2 separate regions of the Homo sapiens genome follow, and region 2 is linked to region 1. Evidence: chromatin loops called from intact Hi-C (ENCODE). Cell type or tissue: HepG2. All regions are shown on one strand. Links, peaks and the distances in the headings refer to the core of each region. The heading gives the core; the rest is flanking DNA.

The links. A loop is a pair of places that touch in the nucleus more often than their neighbours do. Peaks named below come from ENCODE experiments on the same cell type or tissue, not always from the same donor. Only the 100,000 strongest peaks of a DNase experiment are listed, where the experiment ranks them.
Region 2: it touches region 1 in a loop (2.0-fold over the local background); 1 of 110 quality-filtered maps calls a loop at or near these places.

Annotation. Positions count from the first base shown.
Region 1 is chr6:45,352,546-45,357,934 of GRCh38, reverse strand. All of the region lies in intron 2 of SUPT3H (SPT3 homolog, SAGA and STAGA complex component), which reads left to right. The region is part of intron 2 of RUNX2 (RUNX family transcription factor 2); the gene reads right to left. Among named protein-coding and RNA genes, the nearest start is that of SUPT3H, 23 kb to the left of the region's middle. In HepG2, for the core only: no CTCF peak of the experiment used is centred there; no DNase peak of the experiment used is centred there.
Region 2 is chr6:45,262,236-45,267,624 of GRCh38, reverse strand. All of the region lies in intron 2 of SUPT3H (SPT3 homolog, SAGA and STAGA complex component), which reads left to right. Among named protein-coding and RNA genes, the nearest start is that of RUNX2, 63 kb to the left of the region's middle. In HepG2, for the core only: no CTCF peak of the experiment used is centred there; a DNase peak (open chromatin) is centred at 2,224.

The DNA.
Region 1 (5,389 bases), core at 100-5,099:
TTAAAAATGTTCTTTTGTGAATGTATTTATATATATATATACTCTTAGTCTTTCTGAAAAATCCTATGACTGTAGCTCTGAATGTATTACACTTCATTATTATGTCAGCATGTGTAATTGAATATGTAATGTCATTGTGAGTTTTAGGTTCTCATTTTTATGTAGCTAGATTTACAAAATTTCTGGTAGCTGTAAAATTAGCAATGTTATGTAGTATTCTGTCAATTCATTATTTTTATTATGGTGAGATTTTGAAAACTTGTTAGTTTAAATGTACCAGCTTCAAAATTAATCTTTAGAAAAGGGGGACCAGGTGTGGTAGCTCATGTCTGTAATCCCAGCACTTTTGAGGGGCTGACGTCAGGGGAGCTCTTGAGGCCAGGAGTTTTGAGACTAGCCCGGGCAACATACTTGAGACGCTGTCTCTACAGAAAATAAAATTAAAAGCAATTATCTGGGCCCTGTAGTCCCAGCTACTTGGGAGGCTGAGGCAGGAGGATCACTTGCACCTAGGAGGTTACGGCTGCAGTGAACCATGATCCTGCCACTGTTCTCCAGCCTGGGTAACAGAGTGAGACTGTCTCAAAAAATAAAAAATAAAAAAGGTACTAGATAAAAATGGATTCTTGACCGGGCACAGTGGCTCACGCCTATAATCCCAGCACTTTGGGAGGCCGAGGTGGGCGGGTCAGAAGGTCAGGAGATTGAGACCATCCTGGCTAACATGGTGAAACCCCGTCTCTACTAAAAATACAAAAAAATTAGCCAGGCTTGGTGGCGGGTGCCTGTAGTCCCAGCTACTCTGGAGGCTGAGACTGGAGAATGGCGTGAACCCAGGAGGCGGAGCTTGCAGTGAGCCGAGATCGTGCCACTGCACTCCAGCCTGGGCGACAGAGTGAGACTCCGTCTCAGAAAAGAAAAAAATGGATTCTTCATTACTAAAAATATATCAGAGAGTGGTTAGTAGTTTTAGATAGGAAATTAATATTTGATGCCTATATTATATATTGATTTGCCTCGTTACAGTAAATTCTGTAAATTAAAAAAGGTGAGTGTAATTTTAGAAAAGAGTAGTAAATTCTTAATATAGTGGAATAAATCTTGTTGATTTTGACTTTTTGCTGGTTCTGAAGTCCCATGATAGTTAAGTTTGCCAAAGCACAGTTTTGATTATCTCTAGATGTGAGACTGATGGACACTTTTACATTACAGCCAAAGAAATGAGAATTGGGCCAGGCGAGGTGGCTCACACCTATAATCCCAGCACTTTGGGAGGCTGAGGTGGGCAGATCACTTGAGGTCAGTCAGGAGTTCGAGACCAGCCTGGCCACCATGGTGAAACCCTGTCTCTACTAAAAAAAAAATAAACATTAGCCAGGCGTGGTGGCACACGCTTTTAATCCCAGCTACTCAGGAGGCTGAGGCAGGAGAATTGCTTGATCCTGGTGGGTGGAGGTTGCAGTGAGCTGAGATTGCGCCACTGCACTCCAGCCTGGGTGACAGAGTGAGACTCTGTCTCAAAAAAAGAAAAAAAAAGAAATGAGAATTGATATATTCCAATGTGTTTTAAGATGTTAACATATATTAACATATATGTGTGTATATGTGTGTGTGTTTTTAATATACTAAAATATATAAAAAATATATATTCAAATGAGTATGCCATCTTTTGCAAATATATCTTTTTTGGACACCTATGTAGATTTTAAAAAAAACCTTAGCTGTGAAATACCATATGCCTTTGAAAAAAATGTTGTTGTAGTCATTAGAAAGTTTTCTAATTGGCATAACATTTTTTTCCTATGACAGAATAGAGTACACAACCACTTTTCTAGAGAAGAGGAGTGAGAATCTATTATCTTTGACTGCTTTCTTCTTACCTTTCATAGGTTTCTGTGTCTTAAAACAACTACGTTACAACCAGTTTTTGCCATGGCTAGTAGAGTTCTATTAGCCTTTCATGGCTTTCTCTCTATTCCTGTATTACACTGGTTAGTAATGTGTGTTTAATAGGGAAAGGGGGGGAAATTAAATTTTTGGGGTTGGCCTGGCAATCAATTAATATTTATTTATTCAACAAAAATAACATTCTTTTTGGTTGGAATTACTTTCCAAACATTCAGACTTGGAATACAACCCATTTCTAAGTCAAGCACTGATAGTATTTTTTATTCTGCCTCTTCCAATTTAGAATTTGTGCATATTAATGTCTTTTATATATCTCTAATCCTTTAGAAGTATGTGAACATAGTTAATGTTTATTTTTAATAGAAATAAAACTTCACTTATCTGGAATTTGTAATTAAATATAAATATTTCAAAAGGCAAATTGATACAAAGAAAAATAATGCTACATCTGAGTGATTAAGGTAGCATGATACAGTGGAGAAGACTAGGTTTGGAGCTGCAAGATCTTGGTTCACTTCTTTCTGTATTGGTGGATTTTATATTTTAGGAACAATTAACCCCCACCCCCAATGAAAAACCCTGGAAATTTTATGGGTAGGGGAACTGTTATATCAACATTTTATTCTATAATAAATGAAGTATTTTTTATACTTCCTCATAGAGACAGTTTATATTATTTTCTGAAAAGGAAAAAATTAGAAAATACAGAAAGTTCATAATTAACACCTTAATTATTAAATTAAATTAAATTAAAGTGCTTATTGGAGCTGGGCATGGTGGCTCATGCCTGTAATCCCAGTACTTTGGGAGGCTGAGGCAGGAGGATTGCTTGAGCCCAGGAGTTTAAGACCAGTCTGTGGTACCCCATCTCTAAAAAAAAAAAAAAAAGCCAGGTCTTTTGGCATGCTCCTGTGGCTCCTGATGCTTGGGAGGCTGAGGTGGAAGGATTGCTTAAGCCCAAGTGGTTGAGTCTGCAGTGACCTGTGATCGTACCACTGCACTTTAGCCTGGGTGACAGAGTGAGACCCTGTCTCCAAAAAAAACCTCAAAGTGCTATTAAGGCTTTGGTATTTATCTTTCCAGTTTCTTTCCAATGCATACAAAAAATTAAAAAATACCAAAAGCCCATATTATAATTACTACTGTGTAACTTGGGTTTTTACTTAATATATATCACAGGACTTTTCCATGTTGATAAATACACAGCATTATCTTTATAAGCTGCACTATAAACCCTAGCCTCAAGCGATCCTCCTGCCTCAGCCTCCCAAAGTACTGGGAATACAGGGGTGACCCACCACACCTGGCCTAAAACTTTTTTTTTCTTTTTTTAAATGTGTCTAGAGATCTCTGCATAGCAACATATAGGAGACTGTGTGTGTGTGTGTGTGTGTGTATGTGTGCGTGCATTTGTGTAGTTACTGTTTGAATAAATCAGGAAGCCTTAAATGCAGTGAAGCCCCTTATTATCCAAGGAAACTGAGACAATCCCTGAATGAGTTAGCAGCGGCAGTAGAAGTAATGAGATCCTCACACAGATGAGCAAAAAAGAAGATCATAAAAGCATCTATGATTCCTTTCCAAGCGAGGCATACACTTTGGGGTGTGTACATTTGTGTGTGACTTAATTTTTATGTTCTTAGTAATTTTTAGTCATTACTGTGCTTTTTTGGCAACTGTCCTTTTTTCCTTTCACCTGCTATATTGTGAACAACTATGTTATCAGATCTTTTTATTTCATTGTGTGTATATCTATCATATTATTTTTAATCCCTGCTGTTAAGTAATTAGGTTTTGTCCAGTTTTTCCACTATTATTAAAAATGATATAATGGAATCTTGAAACCTACTATTTGAAAGTCATAGAGGAATTTTTGAGTCTAAAGACTTTTTTGATACTAACTTCCTAATTTTTCCTACAGGAAAGTTGAACTAATGTATTTCTATCAAGTTATGAGAGCACCTCCCTCCATCTTCCCTGACAATTTTTAACAGTAAAAATATTGTGTTTTCAGCTTTTCTTTGACAACTGAGCTTGAAAATACTTTGGCCATTTTTATTTCTTCTTTTGTGCTTGTCTGTATTCTTAGTATAATTCTACTGTATTTTTTTTTCCTATTAAGGACCTTTGATATACTAAAGGCACTGACCTTTGGTTGATTATATTTGGCATTTTCCCTATTTTCCCCGCCAGCACCTAAATCTCGTGGTTGCCTTAAGGTTTGTATATAGTGATTAAAAAAAAAAATGAGTTTTCATTGCTCATATAGTTGAATCAGTCTTATATATCTTATTGCTTCTGTCTTTGACAGAATGTCCTACCCTTGATTTTGATACATATCTTCATGCACTTTCTTACATTTCATATTTTTAGTTTCTATGGTTTAATATTTAATCCATTGTTTTGTTTTATGATGTCAGGGAGGGTTCTAAGTTAGAATAATTTTTCTTCAAATTGATTTGCCAGTGTACTTACCATCTCAAATTATATAAGCCTTTATTTCTCCTCAGAATTGAAATACTACCTTTATCAGATAATAAATTATTTTAAACTTTTCTGCTTTGTTCCGTTGAGTAGTCTATTCCTTTGCCAGTACTGCATTATTTTAGTTATTATAGCTTCTTAATATGTTTTAATAGTTAGTATTATAGTTCAAGTCCATCCGCATAACTTTTCTTTTTAAAATATTTTTGACTCTTTTCCTATTTTTATTTTTCCAGATGAATTTTTAGGAATCATTTTATCAAGTTCCAAAACAAATTCTAAGTGCAAATTTTAAGTAGTTTCATTTTTCTTTTCTTTTTCTGCTTTTTGCTGTGTACTCAGATTTCAGACATTGGTCTGTGCAATTCATTTTACTTTTAAAGTTGATTAATGAAATCATTTTACATTTAGAAAGTTTATTTGAAACAACACTGGAGAGAAACAGTAAAAACAACTGACTAATGAGTGGGCCGGTTAACTACTGTACTATTAGAGACTCTGAAGAACTTCTCAGTTTTCTTTAATATTTGTTTTTCTTGCTAGAATGTAGAATTGTGCTGTGACTGCAGTATGTAAAAATCAGCCAAACTATTCCCTCAATTTTAAATCATGCAGTTATTGTCTTAATTTTGAATGGTAGTCATAGCTGGAAATAAATGACCAGTTTAATTTTTTTATAGATATATAAAACTGCATTCTGACTAATAGAATTATATATATGTAGATATCTATGCAATATAAGTAATAAAGAATAAAGGTATTTAATGTATTCTTTATTTTGTAAATACATGATCTAAGTGATCAAATGGTTCTATTTTAAAGAAATTATTTCTACAGTAGATTATGAATATTCATGACTACTTATAAACAGAATACTAGGTACAGTTGCTCCATAGTACTCTACTTGTAATACAGTGATGTCCTAGTGAATCATAGAAGCATAAAATGTACTTTGTTCCTAGGATAAATAGTCCCAATCTGTAATTTTGTTTGAATT
Region 2 (5,389 bases), core at 71-5,070, 90 kb after region 1:
CGTAGTGTGAGAGTTCAAAGGAGATAGGTATTAGGCACTGAAGAATAACACTAAGAAATTGAATATTAGCCAAGTTTTTAAAATAATTTCTTAATATCTCAACTATTTTCAAATATATTTTTTAATTCAATAACTTTCAGTTTACTGCCCTGGCAGACAACATTGGGATCATTTTAAGGCTTGCAATAAAAACATTGCACTTGTATGCATGTGCAGAAATGTGTGCATATTTTTATGTATGAATATGGGAGAGAGAATTAAATATTTTCCTTTTTACTCTATAAAAGGAATAGATTGAAGAAGTAAGGGATTTTAGATGTCCTTGTTAACTCCTTAATTAGGGCATGAATTTTAGGTCTTAAAATGCGTATTCTCTAAATCCGTTATATAAATTAAAATCGGAGATATGTGTGGCATGGTCAGCCTTTTCAATAATACAGGTTGAGTATCTCATATCCAAAATACTTGGGACCAGAAGTATTTTGGATTTTGAGTTTGTTTTTCATATTTTGGAATACTTGTGTATATATAATGAGATACCTTGAGGATGGGACCCAAGTCTAAACATGAAATTCATTTATGTTTCGTATATACCTTATACTTATAGGCTGAAGGTAAATTTATACCATAATTTTAATAATTTTGTTTGCTGAACAGTTTTGACTATGTAAACTGTAACCTGTCACATGAGGTCAGTTGTGGAATTTTCCCCTTGTAGATACCATGCTGGTGCTCAAAAACTTTTGGATTTTGGAGCATTCTGGATGTTCAGGTTAGGAATGCTTAAGCTGTACTCATTTATTGAATATGCCAACATAATTTGTAAAGAAGATGTTCCTTAATGGCTACCTCTGTAAATATGTGAAAAAATATTTTTCATTTTATGCCTCAGAGTTTTTATATATGACTGAATATAGTGTCTCTGAATATAAGGCAGATTTCTGTTTATCAGATGAGAAGATTTTAAAAAGTTGTTTACTTAGTTGAATGTGAAAATTATTAGGGATATAGATGTCATCAAATGTCTATTCATAATATTTAATAATTTAATATACATTCAAATCATATAAATGTTAATTTAAATATACTATTTTTCTATTTAAATTTCTTGAGTCTTTTCATATTGTTACATGCATTTGACTTAAGTGTATTCATCAATCCTAGAAATATTTTTTAAGATATCAACTGAGTTTTCCATGGTATATGATTTTTATTTCTTCTTGGTTGTTTGAGGTTAAGTATCACTTTGACGAAATCATTAGAAATTTTTACCAAGTCCTAAGCACTCATTATTTATGATGTCCATGTTGTAAGTATTTTATTTCTTTTGAAGTTTCTAGATTTTTAAAAAAAATTTTTACAGTAACATCTAGCATTTGGAATTGTAAAGTAATTCTCCCGGGAATAACGGCTAAATCCATTTTGAATTTCCTTGTGGCTTTTCTCTTTCTTAAAAAAAAAATTGTCAGGTTACGTTTATAAGTTTTCAAGCTATAACTCTATAAGCTTCCAACTGATTGAGGTCAATTCAGGCTAGTGTATTTTTCTCAAATGTTACTTTTTGATTAAAAATAAAAAATCGTGGTGGTACTGTGTAATATGAGAATCTTTGTTAGGATTCTAATGTGAGGCAACTGTTTCTGAACATTAATTCTGTGAAAGGTGACTTATATTTGGGCAAAAGATATGAATGAGTTTCTTTTTGATCACTTTTTGGTAGATACATTTTGATATATTTTATCTTCTCAAACATCTATTTTATTGTTATAGTGTGATCTTTTTAACTACTTTAAGGAGATTAATTGGTCAAACATAACATTCTTGCTTGCATAATATATTCAGTACCTCTATCCAAATGGCATAATTTTTGTTGGAATGCTGCAGGGAACACACTAATTTTACGTGATATTTTTTCTTGGCCATGTAATACTGTTAGTACTTTTTCTGCAGATTTATTTCTAAAGGTAAAAGTAAAAACCCTACTTTGGTGTGCCTTATATATTTAAGGATTTTTCAAAAGTACTAGATTTTAACCTTAATGTATTTAAATATATCACCAGTGTTGCTCAATGTGCAGTCTTTTCTTGGCTTAGCTCAAGGTTGTGATTGCTAAGATGTATATCCCAGGAAGTGACGAAGGTTAAAAAACTTTTGAAAGTTATTTAAGACCTAGCCGGACTAGACTCATGCTAAATATCATTAGCCAAAACAATTAGTAGTTGATTCTGTTTGACAGGACAAAGTTCAGTTAAACATTCTCCATCTGTCAACAACTTAGAAAAACTAAGAATGAAATATACAAGGTTTCTTTTGTGATATAACAAAGTAGAATTGAAAGTATGTGGAAAGGACATAAGGTCTTACCTAAGAAAAATTTTCAATTATGTTTAGTACGGTTTTATTAAAATTGAGGATCATTTAAAATACACTGATAATATTAGGTGTCCTATTGAGAGGTCTTTTCTATTGTATGTATTTCATTCATTTCCAAAAATATTGCTTTAATCTGAATAATTAAGATTTTCTTGAGGAAATGCACTGGATTTGAAATAATTGTGTGTATATCAAGGAAAATTCATTGTAACTAGAGCTGTTGTCTTCTCACTCCAATACTTCATAGGGGAAATTTCAGTTCAAATTAATCTCATTAAAGTGATTTTTTTCCTTTAATAGATGTTTATCCTTTTTACATTTGTTCGGATATGTTTTGCCTTCTCTCACTTAAAAATAGTTTCTCTTTTCTTTAAACTAGTTCTCATGTTTTCTAAATTTTGCTCGTCTCCCTACTTGTCTTCATTTGTCTCTTTCCTCTCCTTCCTTCCTCCCTTCTTTCTTTTCTCTTTCTTTCCCTCCCTTCCTTTCTTGGTAGCAAATATTATAAGAGTTAGGCTCATATTAGACTTGTTGTAATGAAAACATAACAAATAGTGACTTAAGTAAGTGATGTTTTATTTATTTTATCCTGCCTCACAAGAAGTGCAGGGCTAGACAGTTTAGGGTTGGTATAGCTGATGAACTGTTGTGCTTTGTTTATTAAGTTAAACAACAGGAACCTTATAACCAATGTTCATTAAATCTTAATGACTACAGGTGTGCACCACCATGCCTGGCTAATTTTTGTACTCTAAGTAGAGACATTGTTTCACCATGTTGGCCAGGCTGGTCTTGAACTCCTGATCTCAAGTGATCCACCTGCCTCAGCCTCTCAAAGTGCTAGGATTACAGGCGTGAGCCACCGTGCCCAGCCAGTTTTCTTGAGGAAGTTAGAAAATGAAAGAAAAATGACTGGCTGGTGAACTTTTACCCACAACAATTTTTACACCACAACAATTAAAAATGTATATAAAAATACTTCTTCTGAAATCTTATTCTGGGTGTTTCTAAAAAATACAGATTTCAAGATCCAATCAGTTTTTTAAATGCACTTTGTCATTTCTGTTTTATAATGCTTATGTAAATTTTTTAAAAAATAAGTGTTTTCATTTCTTTTTCATTAATTAATTCATAGCTAATAGATTTCTACTTCTCTGGTGTACCACCACAATGTTTGACTTAATGAAACAAGTAATTTTTTTCTGTAAATTGAATTTGCTTATTTAATTGGATCTGGTTTTCTTTCAATTTTATGTTGGAGAATCGATCCTCTGGAAGGTATTCAAATGATGTACATAATCGATGTTTAAGTACAAGTTACTGATCAGGTAACATAATTTTCCTAAAAATTTACTTTAGTGGTATTTTTAATAGAAAATGGACTATAATATACAATGTTATGAAATCACCAAGGTGCCTTTGTGTGATGGTTACGATTTTATGGCAAGAAAAAGCACATTTTTGGGGGGTGAGAAGGGACTATGTTTGTTTCTTTTGTTGGATTTGAGACTGTAGGGATACAAGAATGGCATTCCCTTTATCATCATGCAGCAAGTCCGTTTTTTACATTTGTTCATTTCTGTAGCTTTTCAAATGATAGCCTTTTTCCTCCAATTTTATTTTAGATTCAGGGGTGCATGTTCAGGTTTGTTACGTGGGTAAATTGCATGTTACTGAGGTTTGGTGTACGAATTATCTCATCACCCAGGTAGTAAACGTAGTACTCAATATGTAGTTTTTCAACCCATACCCAACTCCCTCACCCACCCTCTAGAAGTTTCCACCTTCTGTTGTTGCCATCTTTATATCCATGTCTGCCTAATGTTTAGCTCCCACTTTTAGATGAGAACATATGGTATTTGGTTCACTGTTCCTTTGTTAATTTGCTTAGAACAATGGCCTTCAGCTGCATCCGTATTTCTGCAAAGGACATAATTCGTTCTTTTTATTGCTGTGTGGTATTCCATGGTGTGTATGTACCACATTTTCTTTATCCAGGCCACTCTTGATGGGCATCTAGGTTGATTCCATGTCTTTGCAGTTATGAACCCTGCTGTGCTGAACATATGTGTGCCAGTGTCTATCTGGTGGAATGATTTATTTTCCCTTGGGTATATATCCAGTAGTGGGATTGCTGGGTCAAATGGTGGTTCTGTTTTAACTTCTTCGAGAAATCTCCAAACTGCTTTCCACAGTGGCTGAACTTACATTCCCACCAGCAGTGTGTAAGCTTTCTTTTTTTCTGCAACCTCACCTACATCTATTATTTTTTGACTTTTTAATAACAACGATTCTGACTGTTGTGAGATGGTATCTTATTGTGGTTTTGATTTACATTTATCTAATAATTAGTGATGTTGAGCATTTTCTCATATATTTGTTGGCTGTTTGTATGTTGTCTTTTAAGAAGCTCCTGTTCATGTCTTTTGCCCACTTTTTAATGGGGTTGTATTTCACATATTAAGTTCCTCCTAGATTCTGTATATTAGACCTTTGTCGGATGCATAGTTTGCCAATATTTTCTCCCATTTTGTAGGAGACATTGTTTGCTCTACAGATAATTTCTTCTGCTGTGCAGAAGTTTAATTAGATTCCACTTGTCAATTTTTGTTTCTGTTGCAATTGCTTTAGGGGACTTGGCCATAAACTGTGCTAAGGTTGATGTCCAGATAGGTACGCTAGGTTTTCTTCTAGAGTTTTTGTAGTTTTAGGTCTTACATCTAAGTCTTTAATCCATCTTGAGTTGATTTTTGTATGTGGTGAAAGGAAGGGGTCCAGGTTCAATCTTCTGCATATGGTAAGCCAGTTATCATATACTGTTCATTGAATGGGGAGTCCTTTCCCCATTACTTGTTATTGTTGACTTTGTTGAAGATCAGGTGGTTGTAGGTGCTTGGGTTTATTTCTGGGTTCTCTATTCTGTTCTGTTGGTCTGTGTATCTGTTTTTGTGCCAGTAATATGCTTTTCTTTTTGCTTAGAATTGCTTTGGCTGTCTAGGCTCTTTTTTGGTTCCAT